Linked DNA regions of Homo sapiens: regions 2 and 3 are each linked to region 1. The links are chromatin contacts, found by Hi-C or POLR2A ChIA-PET in ENCODE. All regions are on one chromosome and are shown on one strand. The core of a region is the stretch at or near the end of the contact, and the rest is flanking DNA. Distances in the headings are between cores, read along the strand shown.

Region 1 (4,628 bases), core at 1,455-3,954:
TGAAGGGAGCTGCTCCTCTGGCCCATCCCCACCCAGGCTGCTCACCGACGCTGGGAGGGCTGCAGTTCTGTGGCCACCTTGTCCTCGCAGAATTTCCGCATGGTAAGAGTGGCCAGTGCCTGGTCCGCCCTGGGGATAGCAAGGCCAGTGTTGGGGATTAGGGATTAATCTTCATCCTGGCCTCCCATCCCTAAGCCCCAGGGGATGGAGGAGAAATATGATTCTCTAAGTCTAGAAGAAGCCCAGAGTAGTGGTAATGAGAATGAGAAGCACCATGTACAGTCACTTTACTAGTTGTTGGGCCTCAGGCAATTGTTCCCTGAACTTTAGTTTTTTCATCTGTAAAACAGGGCAACAAAACCATCTTATGGGTTGAATTATATCCCCCCAAAAGACATGTACCTCAGAATGTGACCTTATTTGGAAATAGGGCCGTTGCAGACATAATTAGTTAAGATGAGACCATACTGAAGGAGGGTGGACCCTGAATCCAATATGATTGGTGTCCTTATAAGAAGAGAGGAAGAGACACAGACAGAGACACACAGGGAGAACACCATGTGATGACAGAGGCAGCGATTACAGTGATGTGTCTGCAAACCAAGGAATGCCAAGGCTTGCCGCCCACCACTGGAAGCTAGAAAGAGACAAGGAAGGATTCCATCCCGAGTCTCAGATGGAGCAAGGGCCTGCTGACAGCTTGGTTTGGGGCTTCTGGCCTCCAGAACTGTGAGAGAGTACATTTCCACTGTTTTTTGTTTTGTTTTGTTTTTGTTTTTTTTGAGACGGAGTCTGACTCTGTCACCCAGGCTGGAGTACAGTGGCACCGTGTGGGCTCACTGCAACCTCCGTCTCCTGGGTTCAAGCAATTCTCCTGCCTCAGCCTCCTGAGTAGCTGGGATTACAGGCGCCCACCACCACGCCCGGCTAATTTTTATATTTTTATATTTTTGGTAGAGATGGGGTTTCACCTGGCCAGGCTAGTTTCAAACTCCTGACCTCAGGTGACCTGCCCACCTCAGCCTCCCAAAGTGCTGGTATTACAGGCGTGAGCCAACGCACCCGGCCCATTTCCACTGTTTTACACCACCCTGTTTGTGGCTGCCCCAGGAAACTCTACAGACCATCTGCTGCAGACTATGTTGCAGTACTAGTGATAAAAGGGAGGTGGAAGTGCTAAGCTGACAGCAAAGGACTCTCAACGAAGAGGTGGGCTCCAGGGGAGATGGGTTCCTAAGGGGCCAGCTGGAGAAAGGGCCACTGGGGAAGCAGCTACTCAGGCGCTGGGAGCCTCACCCTGCAGAGATCTTGCTGTAGTGCATGTAGGCAGAAACGATGACCCCAAGCTTGCCCTTGTTTCCCTGACAGACAGAGAGACAGGGATGAGGGTCTGGGAGCTCCAGGCTGACCTGGAACCTCCAGGCACCAGGGAACCCGAGGTCCTGGCCCACCTTGCAGTATAGTACGACCACGTGCTGTGGGTCAGCACTGAGCCATGTCTCCATGGCTTTGCAGATGGAGCACAGCTTGTCCAGGGGTGGAGCATGCAGCTCAGGCCAGCCGAAGTCTTGAACCTGGGGAGAATGCAGGGGTGCAACTGGGGCCGGGGGCCACCAACAGAGAGAGATGGGCAGGGTGGAAAGGGGACAGGGCATAGGGGTCCGGGGGCAAGGCTGGGGGTCTGCTGGTTGTCCATGATAGCCTCGGCACTTTCCTTATCCATACAATGGGCTGATACCTGCTGCATCACGTTTTGGGGTGTCTCCAGTAATATATCATGGGAGAGTGGGAAAGTGCTTAAGAGTGAAGTAGATGCCAATTGCTACTATTAATAACGAGGAAGCTGGGGGCTTCTGGGGTTGGGGTGGCTTGGTTTAATGGTTGGGCAGGCCATTTCCTTCATACCTTGGGGTTTAAGCGGGTCAGGTCATGCCTTTTCTCTGAAAGGTTGAAGAGCTGAAATAAAGGGGGAGGGCTTTAGACAGAAATGATCTCCGGCAATGAGGCACGAGGTGGAGGTGGATCCTAAGTAAGAATCTTCCTCTAAAATAAGGTGCAGGCCGGTCGCAGTAACTCACGCCTATAACCCCAGCACTTTGGGAGACCAAGGCGGGCGGGTCACCTGAGGTCAGGAGTTCGAGACCAGCCTGGCCAACATGGTGAAACCTCATCTCTACTAAAATTACAACAATTTGCCGGGTGTGGATCGCTTGAGCCCTGGAGTCTTGAGACCAGCCTGGCCAACATGGCGAAACCCCGTCTCTACAAAAAATACAAAAAAAAAAAAAAAAAAAAAAAAAAATTGGCTGGGCGTGAGTGACGCACGCCTGTAATCCTAGCTACTGAGGCTGAGGTGGGAGAATCGCTTGAGCCCGGGTGGAGGAGGTTGCAGTGAGGTGAGATCGTGCCACTGCACTCCAGCCTGGGCAACAAAGTGAGACCCCGTCTCAAAAAAAAGGTAAATAAATAAAGAAAATAAAAAGGTAGCTAAGGCCCGGCCTAGCCAGTCACAGCCAAGTCGCCAGCGTTCCAGGATTCTCCGCTCCGCTCCAGGCCGCGCTCCGGGCCCCGCCCCCACCCCACCACTCTGGTCCCGCCCCCTGGCGGCCTCGCCTCCGCTGGTGACGTCAGTGATTAGCCTCGCCCATCTGGACCCTACATCCCTCTCATTGGCGGACTCCTGATGGCCCCGCCCCTCACCAGGTACTTGTCCCGGTGCTTGGATTGCAGCACATGGGCCAGCTCGCGCAGGTGGCCCCGGTGCCGCTGTTCATCGGGCCGCGCGGGGAAGGCGGCGGCCAAGATGCGCTCCGTCACGTAGGTGAGGTCTAAGTCCCAGCGCCGCTCCATGAGCGGGTCCAGGCTGAAGCTCCTGGGGAGGAGGAGCCTACGCATGAACGCAGGGGCGGGGCACCCGGAGGTGGCTAGTGTGACGGGAAGGCTGTCTGTTGGGCAGCAGGTGAAGCCTGCTGGGTCCTGAGGGTGGGTGGATCGGTCTGGAGGGAGAATACCGCTTTGGGGGTGGGGGGCTGTCCCGGGGAGCTCTGTTGCGGGGCAGTGCCCTGGGCTGAGGTGTGGGGCCGGCGGAAAGGGGGTCACGTGGGACCACCCCAGCACCCTCACTTACCTGGGCAGAGTGCTGCGCTGCTTTGAGTGGTTCAGAGATTTGGTGGATCCCTGGTGGTTAACAGACAGTGTCTAGACATCTCTTTGGGTACCCCCTACTCTAGACTGCCCACTCCAGAGCCATGCCCTTTTTGTCTTCAGGAAATCTAGATCCTTACTCCCAAAGCTACCTGCTTCCCCCTCCTGCTCCAGCATCACCTTACCAGGTGCTCTATGCGCCTGACTGGGGCCGTGTTTCGCCGCTAGAGGGAGATGGGGGAGGAAAAGGGAGTGGTTAGTTACAGCAGGGGCAAGGACCAATGTGGGCCTTGGGGACAGGGGAAGGGAATGTCAGTGTCCTTTTGAAGGCTGTACTGGATAAGGGGAGAGGAGTCCTACCCCCAGCAGGCCCAAGGGCACAAGATCAGCAGAGGACTCAGACAGTTTTTTCTTTCCTCATAGGATGAGCAATACCCACAGCACTCCGTTCAAGGTCATCTCCTGGGGGCCCTCTCTGGAGCCACCAGACCTCTGGACACCATGGCCAGGTTCCTTGCCCTCCCCACCCCATCCCAGAGCGCACTCACCAACTCCACGGGAGGCAAGGCCTGACAGGCTGAAGTCACCTGGAAGGGGACCGAGTAAGGAACTGAGCTCCTGGTGAAGGGCTCTCGTGGGCTTGAGGATGGGGCAGCCCCTCAGCTTCAGGAGGAAGGTGGAGGGGCCTTCAGTGGATGGGCACAGGCTCCAGCTGAGGTTGCGCTATTTAAGGGCACCTCCCCTCTGGCCTCTTGGTCCCCCACCCCCCAGGCCCCCCACTTGTTGCTCTTGGCGCTCAGCCCCCAGCCCACACAGACCCCCATTCATCCAGCTGTAGGGCAGGAGTTATATATAGAGCCAAGCAGGCAGGCCATGGCCAGGGATGGACACTGGCTTCTTTCACCGGGAGACCCCGCCCCTGGGCACACAGCTCCCCCAAGCCAGCTCCAGGGCCCTGGGATCCTCCTCCCCCTGTCCTGAAGGAAGAGGACCAGGGGACCTCTTCAGAGACAGGGCTGTCTCAGGTCCCCAGTGGACAGTGGGTGCTATCCACAGCTTATACCTGGAAAGGCCCAGTTTTTCCAGGGCCCAGGACAAGACCCGCCCAGGCATTTTGAGGACCCTTCCCCAGAGGGAAGGCACAGCCCATCCGGCTGCCCAGTCTCTGAAATCCTGCTCCCCCACTCCCCACCCACCCCACCCTTCCTCCTCCTCATTCTCCTCCTCTTCCCCACCCCCATCCTCTCGCCAGCTGCAGTCTGGGCACAGCACCAAGACAAACGCTGTCTTGCTGTCCACCCGCCTGGGCTGGCCAGCCCTCCAGAAGGCGGAGTAGGGTGGTTCTTAAAGGGCCCAGTACAGCACCCCTCCCACCCAGGAGGGGTTCCCCAGTGGTGAGAGGGGTGGAGGTGGAGGGTTGATGCCAGTGTGGTTGCAGAAGCCTGTTTGGGAGGAGGAAGGGACTCCAGACCCTCTCCCCCTAT
Region 2 (4,628 bases), core at 1,117-3,616, 4.6 Mb before region 1:
CCCAGAGCCAGGCAGCCCATCAGCTCCCCCTGCCTCTGAGCTTTCTTCAGCTCTTTCTCTGCCTCTTTTAGCAGCCCCTTGAGAGCCTTCCGGGCTAGGTAGAGCCCATTTGGAGGGGCCGGGGGAGGACCCTGTGGGGAAAGCTGGAGAACATAGATGTCAGAAGTCTCGCCATCTATGAGGATGGACACACGGTGCTCCTCCCGAAGCCGGGCCAGCCGGGCTGGGGTCTCTTTGCTCAGGAAGTCCCACACGGGCTTGGACACAGTCACTTTGTTCTTGCAGGTGCCTCCACAGGCTGCCATTCTGGACAGGACGAACGACACTGCCCCCAGGGTGAAAGGGACTCAGGGTGGGGGGTCCCCATTTGACAAGTATCAGTGCCTCCTACTTCAGGTTCCTTCCAAACCCTCTATTACCTCTGTTTTCTCAAAGCCTAATCCCCAACCCTTCACCCAAATTCATATTCTGTCTCCCCTTATCTTCCAAACCCAAAACCCACTGAAGAGCAAAAAAGTTTCCAGAGCTATATTATCATCTAAGCCAAGTATCAGTCTTGTTTCTCCTGTCATTTCTCCCAGATCATAGAAACAACTTGCCCCTCCCACCTCTTGGGGAAAAATGGGCTGTTTAAAGGGGAGGGAGACTCTTTGCCCCTCCTTTTTGCTTACTTTGATCCTGAAGAGCTTAGAATTGGCATGCAGGCTCACTCTTCTTTCCCTGCTCCCTACTTGTAGGTCGTGTGACCTGGTAGGGCGGAAAAATGGAAGGAAAGTGAGAAACCCCTTCTCCCAATTCCCATGGCCCCCAACCCAGCAGCCCATGGAACAGAGACAGAAACCTGGGTATAGGTTACTAAGAATGGCATTACTTGGAACATGGAATGAAGGAAACCAGTTTAAGGGTGAAAATTGAGGATCCCTTGCGGGGGAGATACCTGGAAAGCCCATGGAAGATGATGGCAGCAGAAATCCTTCTATTTCCACTCAGCTGACCAGGACTGGGAGTGGGGGAAGGGTAAAAAGTTATGATGGCAAATGTTACCATTCCCCTCAGCCAACCCAGAAATAAAAACTCCCCTTCCATCTCCTCTCTTCTCTGCAGAATTCCATTATCAGCTTCTCCCCAAGTTGCTCAAGAAGGAACTTCAACATGCTAACCTTCCTCCTTTCTTCCCCAGCTCTGAGGCCCCCAAGAAAGCCTAGGGCACACATAAGAGAAGTCAGGAAAGAAAACGCCCACACAGGTGGAGGTCTTCTTGCCACCTCCCTCAGATCACATGGACCGGAATATTTCCTATGCTCCCCAACTCCTCGCCTGCTCCACATTGCCAAATAATTCAGCCCCTATTGCCAGGGAGCCTTCCTTGAGAGCTAACTCAGTCCCTTCTGCTGAAGTCTGTTAAGGATGTGAACAAAGTGGCAGCAGCCCCTGCAATAACAAAGTTCTCATTGTCACCTTTTAAACCCAGCACAGGCAGTGCTGTCTGTCAGCTCCCAAGTCTGGCATTTAGGGAGGGGCGGGGCTCACACAAGGGCTCAGCTGGAGGGGCCTGATGTTTTCCCTGAGTCTGGTCGCATTGGGCTACGGGGCTGTCTCCACAACACTTCCAAATGCAGCTCAAACAGAAAGAAGGGCCATTAGTGTGACCTCCATTTATTGACTGATCCAAGAAGGAGCAGCTGTCCCTTCATGCCTCCATCATCGTCCCCCAAGGCCAGATGCACCTCGAGATTCATAAGTGAAAATGGAACCCTAGAGTCTCAGCCCATACAGTCTATCCGCGATGCAACACTTCTCTCCCCATCACGGGGGACCCAGGACCTAGGTGTCCTAGGTCCAAGTCCTGCTGGCACAGAAAAGGGAGGCGGGGCCCCAGTTTAGGGTGGGTCTGTGATTCCTCTGTGGCAACCCAGGCCGGACAAGGAACCAGTCTCTCCCTCCAGACAGAGGCCAGAGGGAGGCACAGCCCGGATGGGCAAGGGTCCCTGGGGGCATCCACTGAAGCAGCTCCCGCCCTCCCCCCACGGCCTCCTCCAAGACCCGACCCGGAACCAACTCCCCACATCCCTCAGTAGCCAAAGCCCCCGGATCCCCACCGCCGGGTGGGGGTGCATGTCGGCCCGATCGCAGCCCTCAGAACCCCCGAATGGAGGCCAAGGCTGGAGGGTGCTAGAAAGATGATCGGCCGGGCACGGAGCGGGGAGCCCGGAGCCGCGCGCGGGGAGGGGAGGTGGAGGAGGGGGCGCCGGGGGAGCGGGGGGCGCGTGAGGGGTGCGAGCGGGGCCCGGGGGGCGCGCGGTGGGTGTGGGGGGCGCCGGGCTCACCTACCTCTCGTCAGCGCCGCCATTGCCGGTCACATGACTGAGGCTGTTGCTGGGATGACGGTCCGGGCCTTAGCAACAAGGAGGGGGAGACCCCGAAAGGTGGGGGATTGCAGGGGGTGCAGGCTGAGGAAAAGGGAAGGAGGGAGGACAGCACCCCCTTTCCCCTCACAGGTGATAATCACCGTTCCTTTGACCCCCTTCTATCCGCAAGCCCCTGCCCTTCCTCCCCAAAACAAAAATGGAGGCGCTGTCCCAGTCTTTGGAGGGAGGGGGTGGCGTCATGGAACTGAGGGTAGGAGGTTAAATCCCTGGAGACGCCACCCTACTCGCTCCCCGCTCCCGGCGGAGCACTCTCCCTTTTCTTTCCCAGCCAGCTGCGTAGCAGCTCCCAGGAGCTGGTGGTGGATGGGTGGGTGAAGTGTTGGTGGGTATATGGGGATTCGGGGGGAGGGCGGCAATTTTTTGAATCCTTATGGTAGAAGGGCCTTTGAGGAACAATGTGGGATGGGAAGAGTCATAGTAAAAAGAAAAGCATTGGCTCTAAAAAATAAACAAATCCGGGTACTAAACTATTTCAATCCCCTCCCTCATCTCCTGCCTCTTTCTAGATTGTTACCTCCTATGACCCCCACAACCTGCTCTCAGATGATCATTGGTCAGTGCCTCTGATTTTTCTTTCCACAAACAGGGATATGGAGGCTGGTGCAGAATGGGAAGCGAATACATTTTTTAAAAAGTGGCTCGAGGTGGTGGTGGTGTCAAGTGTATGGTTCAAATAGAGTTAAAAACTCTCAAAGAAGAAAAAAAAAAAGCTCTGCTCTGCTTCCCACATCAAGCAGTCTCCGCCCAATCCAACTCACTTCCCTGGGGCCACATCAAGCCAGGTTTTTCCACCAGCCAAAAGACTTCCTCAGCCAAGACAGGCAGGAATCTCCCAAACTGGCAACAACCTCTATTCATCCACCCCTTTTTCACTCCCCCCTCTAGACTGGAGGGCTAGTCACTTTCTTCACTTTCCCAGGACCCTGCTGTACTCTTCCTTCCCTCCAGGAAGAGGACAGCTTTCCCAGGAAGCCTGGGGGAATACTAGATTCCTTTTCTTTTAGCTGGTGGGCTGAGAGGCCTACTCACCTTTACAAAGATGGAGTGTTAGCAAGCCCAGAACTCTGGGAAGAGGAAGGGTCCCATCACCCTACTCTTCCCTGGCCCTCACTACCGCTGACCTCCCACAAGGTTAAAGACTAAGTTTTCCATTCCCGTGCACACCCTTCACAGCCTTTTTAAAAAAGTTCACAGCCATCTGTCTAGAAACCCACATCCTTAGTTAGGGGCCCAACACCTTGAACACCAGAATTCTTCAGCTGGTCTCTGCACCCTTAAACACAGGCTCCCTGAGAGAAGTGAAATTTAAAAAAAAAAAAAAAAAGGCATTTCTGTACAGAAATTTGGATTGAATAATTTATTCCCTGTATTATTATAGTAACAGGAGCAAATACATAAATTTTTATTAATAAAACAAAAAAGATGAAAAACAGAAGCAACAAATGAAGACATCCATACTGCCCATAACACATCAGCCATATGATCAGAAAACCCATTTCTAAAGAGCAATGGTTGCTGGTGTCACAGAGTTTTATTGCATTCATCGGGGGAAAGGGAGATGGTTGGAATGAAAAAGATCCATCAGTCTTCTGACAGGAAGATGTTATATGGGGGCTCCAACCCCTAACTGGGTACTCCTCTTGCTACCACCTTTGGAGCAGAAGATGAAGGGGAGAGGGAGCTTCTCCCTATGGCCTCATGGCTTCTTGTGAGACAGATCAGTCCAGCCAGATACAGAGCAAAGCAGCTTTGCATCACCACAGGCCAGTTGCTGATGCCCAGCTTTATGTCTAAAAAAAAAAAAAGTGGAAGCCTCAAGGGGGATGGAGGATAGCAAGAAGAATGGGTGCCTTGGCCCCAGAGGCATTGTAGGGAGAGGAAGACAATGTATCTCATCAGGGTTCTCAACATTATGAGATTATCACACATCAACTATCTTTGGAGGGGCTGAGTGATTGAGTTATGGCTCTGACTCCTCTCTGGGGGTGGAGAGTGAAGATGACAAAGAAGGCCATCTGTCCCCTAGGAGACACAGTTGCAGTATAAGACAGGACAGAAGAGAACAGAAAAACAAATCCAACTGGAAAAAGGGGTGGGAGAAGGAAGTGTGCTAGGTACACACATCCAGGGAGTAGGGGAAGTTCCCACACTTGAGGCCTCCATCCTCTTGAAATGACCAGAATTGATCCAAGTAGAGAT
Region 3 (4,628 bases), core at 552-3,051, 3.2 Mb before region 1:
TTGCTCTAACCGTTATCTTTGTTCCTGATTTGGGGTTCTCATCTTTAATGCACTACCCAGCTTGGTCAAGGTCTCTGGGAAAAGTGGCATTTACACCAGAGACAAAAGGCAGGCTCACCCTTCTTGGAAGAAATGGAACCTGCGACAAAGAGAGAAACATTGTTAGTCCCTTTTTTTTTTTTTTTTGAAACAGGGTCTCGCTGTGTAACCCAGGCTGGAGTGTAGTGGTGCAATCTTGGCTTACTGCAACCTCCCACCACAGCCTCCGTAGTAGCTGGTACTACAGGTTCGCACTACCACCCTCGGCTAATTTCTGTATTTTTTTTGTAGAGACAGTTTCGCCATGTTTCCCAGGCTGGTCTCGGACTCATGACCTCAAGGGATCCGCCCACCTCGTCCTCCCAAAGTGCTAGGATTACAGGCGTGAGCCGCTGCACCTGGCCATACTACTCTTCCCCGCCCCGCCCCACCGCTCCACCCCGGCAAAGGAGTCTTGCTCTGTCGCCCAGGTTGGAGTGCAGTGGCGCGATCTCGGCTCACTGCAATGCAACCTCTGCCTCCCGGGTTCAAGCGATTCTCCTGTCTCAGCCTCCCGAGTAGCTGGGATTACAGGCGCCCGCCACCACGCCCGGCTACTTTTTTTGTATTTTTAGTAGAGACGGGGTTTCACCACGTTGGCCAGCCTGGGCTCAAACTCCTGACCTCGTGATCCACCAGCCTCGGTCTCCCAAAGTGTTGGGATTAAAGGCATGAACCACCGCGCCCGGCCATACTACTCTTATCTTACTTATCTCAGAGTCCCGCTAGAAGACAGCAGAAAGGAGGCCTGAAACTTTAGTTCCTTTTGGGACCTGTCAAATTGTCCACAAAAGGTAGCTAGCTCTGTATTGTTGTGTATAAACAAATTACATAAAGATATGTGTGTATGTGTGTATTAATGTGCATTAGCATTTGCTTAGCCAATGTCCACAATAAATACCATACTATTTAATACCAGATTAGTCTAGGAAGTCATGTGATTGTAATGCCTTGGTTTGCTTAATTAATCCCTTATCTGCTCACGGAGCTCTTTAGGCTCCACATTGACTTCCCTTGGATCCCACGTTCTCTACCGCCCACATCCCCAACACCACGGTGTTGTAAGCTAAGGAAATCAAACCCCAACTCAGGAAGAGGGAAATTTTTTCTCCCTTCCTTCCTCTTAGGTGTTTCAGGGAACTCCACAAGTGTTCGGGGAGCCATCGTGGATACGGCAGGAGAGCGCCTGGGAGAGAGGCAGACAACCCGTTGAGCACCCCAGATCTAAGCTTTGCGGTCAGACTCCCTCACTCCCCACCCCGCGGCCGCCTTGTTAACTGCAATATCCATTCCCATGACAGGAGTCAAGGGGTTACGAAGCTCTGGGATGCTGACCAGGGCTCTGGAAAAGGGAGAGGGGCCGGACCCGCAGCAGGTCACGCTGCAGGCCTGCCTCTCCGCAATGATCTCGCAACAATCTGCGTCAGCTCTAAGACACAAGTCACCTGCACCCCTCCAAAGCGAAGCGTGGCCGGCCAGGCCCACACGTTTTTGCCGGGAAGAACATAGAGTTCTCCCTCCTAAATGGCTACATAGTCCTGGCTGGGACCATATAGACTCTAGACTAGACTTCCTGTCTAGAGTGGAGGCCTGGCCAGCCTTCGTCCCTCCTCGTAGGCAGCTCCTGGCTGCTGGTGTAGGGGCTGAGTTAAACAAAGAGGCGGGGTTTGGTGACGAGCTTCCGCCGGGTTGCGTAGCAGCGGTGGGCGGGGCAAAGGATCCGTCTGAGGCGGCGACGAGTGGTAGGAGTCTTCTTTCCCCTCCTTCCCCTTTCCCTTCCCTTCCCGGGAGAGGCTGGGACCCGGCACCAGGGCAGTACTGTGGCCGCTGCGGCCTCAGCTCCGACTGGGTCAGGTTGCGGAGACTCCAGGCCGCTTCCAGGGCGGTGCGTACTGCGCCTGCGCGATCTTCCACCTAAAAGAGGGTGTGGGAGGGGAGGAGGTGATGTCCCAGGGGTATTGGGGCGGGGGGTTGAAATAACTGGGGTTCAGGAGGAGGGATGGTGGTAGAGATAAAAATGTGAGAAGGGAGCAGCACTGGCGAGGAGTCGGGAGGTGAGAAGGGGGCTCTGGAGAACGGGTTGTTGGGGAAGGTCCATTGGAATAGGGGAGCTTTGAGAAGTGCGGGAGGGGGCCGGGGCTAGCTGGAGGACCGGCACCTGCAGAACTGGGGGAACAGCGTGGTGTTTAAATGGGCAATGATTGACGGGCCAGAAGGGGAGGAAGGGAGCATTCCGGGGGCCAGCCTGGGCAGGGGCGGTGGAACCTAAACCCCCGCCCTCGAAGCGCCATAGCTTGGCTCCTCTCCCATGCCTTGTCGTTGGCAGCCTTGTCCTCTCATTCCTTCCCCGCTCCTCACCCCCTCCCAGCCCTCCATGAAGGAATCTCACATTCTTCACATCCCTGCGCTTGGTTTGCAGCCTGGCTCTCTGGCAGGGTTCACACACCACACACTGGAAGGCCTTCCCTAACTCAGGACTTTGGGAAATTGGGTAGTGGGGAGGAGGGGGCTAGAGGAAGAGCAGAAAGCCAGGAGGGGTGAAGGCGTTTTGCTTGAGGGATTGACAGACTGCTTCCCCGTTCAGAAACTTCATTTCATTTAATAGCAAGTGGGGCTGTTATTGAGGCCACTGTTCTTGGGGACTGGCCCGTGATAGTGTTATCCCTTTCTATACAGGGGTTTTAGAGTCTGACAATAGGGCAAGAGACTGATAGTGTTGTTGGCTGATAGTTTTGCCCCAAATAAGAATGTAGTGGACTAGTGGTAGGGAATGTGAGTGATGCAATGTTAAGCCGACCGACCTGTGGCTAGCCCTGCCTTCTAGTAAAAAGAAGGAACAAGCTTTTGTCAAGCATTTCCTCTCCGACTCTCAGTACTCTAAATTTATTTTGCATTCTTGTTTTTTTTTTTTTTTGAAACGGAGTCTCACTCTGTCACCCACGCTGGAGTGCAGTGGCACAATCTCGGCTCAGTGCCACCTCTTTCTGGGTTCAAGCGATTCTCCTGCCTCAGCCTCTTGAATAGCTGGGATTACAGGTACCTGCCACCATGCCTGGCTAATTTTTTGTATTTTTAGTTGAGATGGGGTTTCACCATGTTGGCCAGGCTGGTCTCAAACCTCTGACTGTAGCCGGGCGCGGTGGCTCACGCCTGTAATCCTAGCACTTTGGGAGGACGAGGCGGGCGGATTGCCTGAGCTCAAAAGTTCGAGACCAGCCTGGGCAACACAGTGAAACCCCGTCTCTACTAAAAATATAAAAAATTAGCCGGGGCATGGCTGCATGCACCTGTAGTCCCAGCTACTTGGGAAGCTGAGGCAGGAGAATTGCTTGAACCCAGGAGGCAGAGGTTGCAGTGAGCTGAGATTCCACCACTGAACTCCAACCTGGGCAACAGAGTGAGACTCTGTCTCCCCACACCCCCCGCCAAAAAAAACAAAACAAAACCCTGACCTCAGGTGATTGGTCCATCTCGGCTTCCCAAAGTGCTAGGATTACAGGCATGAGCCACTGCACCCAGCCTTATTTTGTATTCTGTTGCTACAAATAATCTTACTTGAGGATAACAGTATTCAGTATCCTTTCATATTTATTTATTTATTTATTTATTTATTTATTTATTTATTTTTGAGACAGGGTCTCACTCTGTCACCCAGGCCGGAGTGCGGTGCTGCGATCTCTGCTCACTGCAACCTCTGCCTCCTCGGCTCAGTTGACCTTCCCCCTTCAGCCTCCTCAGTAGCCGGGACTACAGGCACTCACGCCATCATGCCCGGCTAATTTTTGTATTTTTTGTAGAGACAAGGTTTCACTATGTTGCCCAGGCTGGTCTCAAACTCTTGGACTCAGGTGATCCACTCACTTCGGCCTCCCAAAGTGCTGGGATTACGGGTGTGAGCCACTGCGTCCAGCCTCCTTTCGTATTTATTATTTCATTTGATTTGCAGACAGTATGTATAAGGGGTGCGCGCGTGTATATACACATATATACACACACACACATATATACACCTTATATTACGCCGGGCGCAGTGGCTCACGCCTGTAATCCCAGCACTTTGGGAGGCCAAAGGTGGTGGATCATATGAGGCCAGTTTGAGACCAGCCTGGCCAACATGTTGAAACCCTGTCTCTACTAAAATATAAAAATTGGCTGGGCGCGGTGGCTCACGCCTGTAATCCCAGCACTTTGGGAGGCCGAGGCAGGCAGATCACGAGGTCAGGAGATCAAGATCATCCTGGCTAACGTGGTGAAACCCTGTCTCTACTAAAAATAAAAAAAAAAAATTAGCTGGGCGTCCTGGCGGGCGCCTGTAGTCCCAGCTACTTGGGAGGCTGGGGCAGGAGAATGGTGTGAACCTGGGAGGCGGAACTTGTAGTGAGCCGAGATCGCATCACTGCACTCCAGCCTGGGTGACAGAGCCAGACTCCGTCTCAAAAAAAAAATAAATAAATAAATAAATAAAATAAAAATTAGCCTGGCATGGTGACACATGCCTGTGATCCCAGCTACTCAGGAGGCTGAGGCAGGAGAATTGTTTGAACCTGGGA

What was found. Hi-C counts contacts between places; a loop is a spot of excess contacts on that map. ChIA-PET counts read pairs that join two places held with the same protein, here RNA polymerase II (POLR2A). Pooled maps may share reads with other maps.
Region 2: a loop to region 1 is called in a map of Right ventricle myocardium inferior, with 8 times the contacts of the local background. The contact joins the promoter of DTX3 here to the promoter of TNS2-AS1 in region 1. A Hi-C loop is called at or near these places in 1 of 168 maps with a recorded cell type or tissue (Right ventricle myocardium inferior) and 5 of 50 pooled maps. POLR2A ChIA-PET finds 5 or more read pairs at or near these places in 1 of 52 experiments (naive thymus-derived CD8-positive, alpha-beta T cell).
Region 3: a loop to region 1 is called in a pooled map, with 2.2 times the contacts of the local background. The contact joins the promoter of RNF41 here to the promoter of TNS2-AS1 in region 1. A Hi-C loop is called at or near these places in 1 of 50 pooled maps. POLR2A ChIA-PET finds 5 or more read pairs at or near these places in 2 of 52 experiments (T-cell and naive thymus-derived CD4-positive, alpha-beta T cell).

The regions. Positions count from the first base shown.
Region 1 is chr12:53,052,514-53,057,141 of GRCh38, reverse strand. TNS2-AS1 (TNS2 antisense RNA 1) reads left to right here and starts at 2,704. Exons shown (of 4, transcript NR_033854.1): 1 at 2,704-2,821; 2 at 3,568-3,746. TNS2 (tensin 2) reads right to left here. Exons shown (of 29, transcript NM_170754.4): 4 at 3,693-3,731; 5 at 3,330-3,368; 6 at 3,128-3,177; 7 at 2,701-2,872; 8 at 1,906-1,956; 9 at 1,452-1,574; 10 at 1,297-1,361; 11 at 46-129. It overlaps MIR6757 (microRNA 6757), which reads right to left and starts at 198; the gene lies at 130-198. RefSeq lists an enhancer at 3,422-3,661.
Region 2 is chr12:57,602,562-57,607,189 of GRCh38, reverse strand. DTX3 (deltex E3 ubiquitin ligase 3) reads right to left here and starts at 2,366. Exons shown (of 7, transcript NM_178502.4): 1 at 2,332-2,366; 2 at 1,459-1,619; 3 at 938-1,000; 4 at 672-747; 5 at 1-325. The coding sequence starts at 672. It overlaps PIP4K2C (phosphatidylinositol-5-phosphate 4-kinase type 2 gamma), which reads right to left. Exons shown (of 10, transcript NM_024779.5): 10 at 3,772-4,628. RefSeq lists enhancers at 1,972-2,484, 2,485-2,996.
Region 3 is chr12:56,219,095-56,223,722 of GRCh38, reverse strand. RNF41 (ring finger protein 41) reads left to right here and starts at 1,801. Exons shown (of 7, transcript NM_005785.4): 1 at 1,801-1,963. It also overlaps a transcript of NABP2 not described here. RefSeq lists enhancers at 264-558, 1-908, 1,390-1,609, 909-1,843, 1,830-1,879.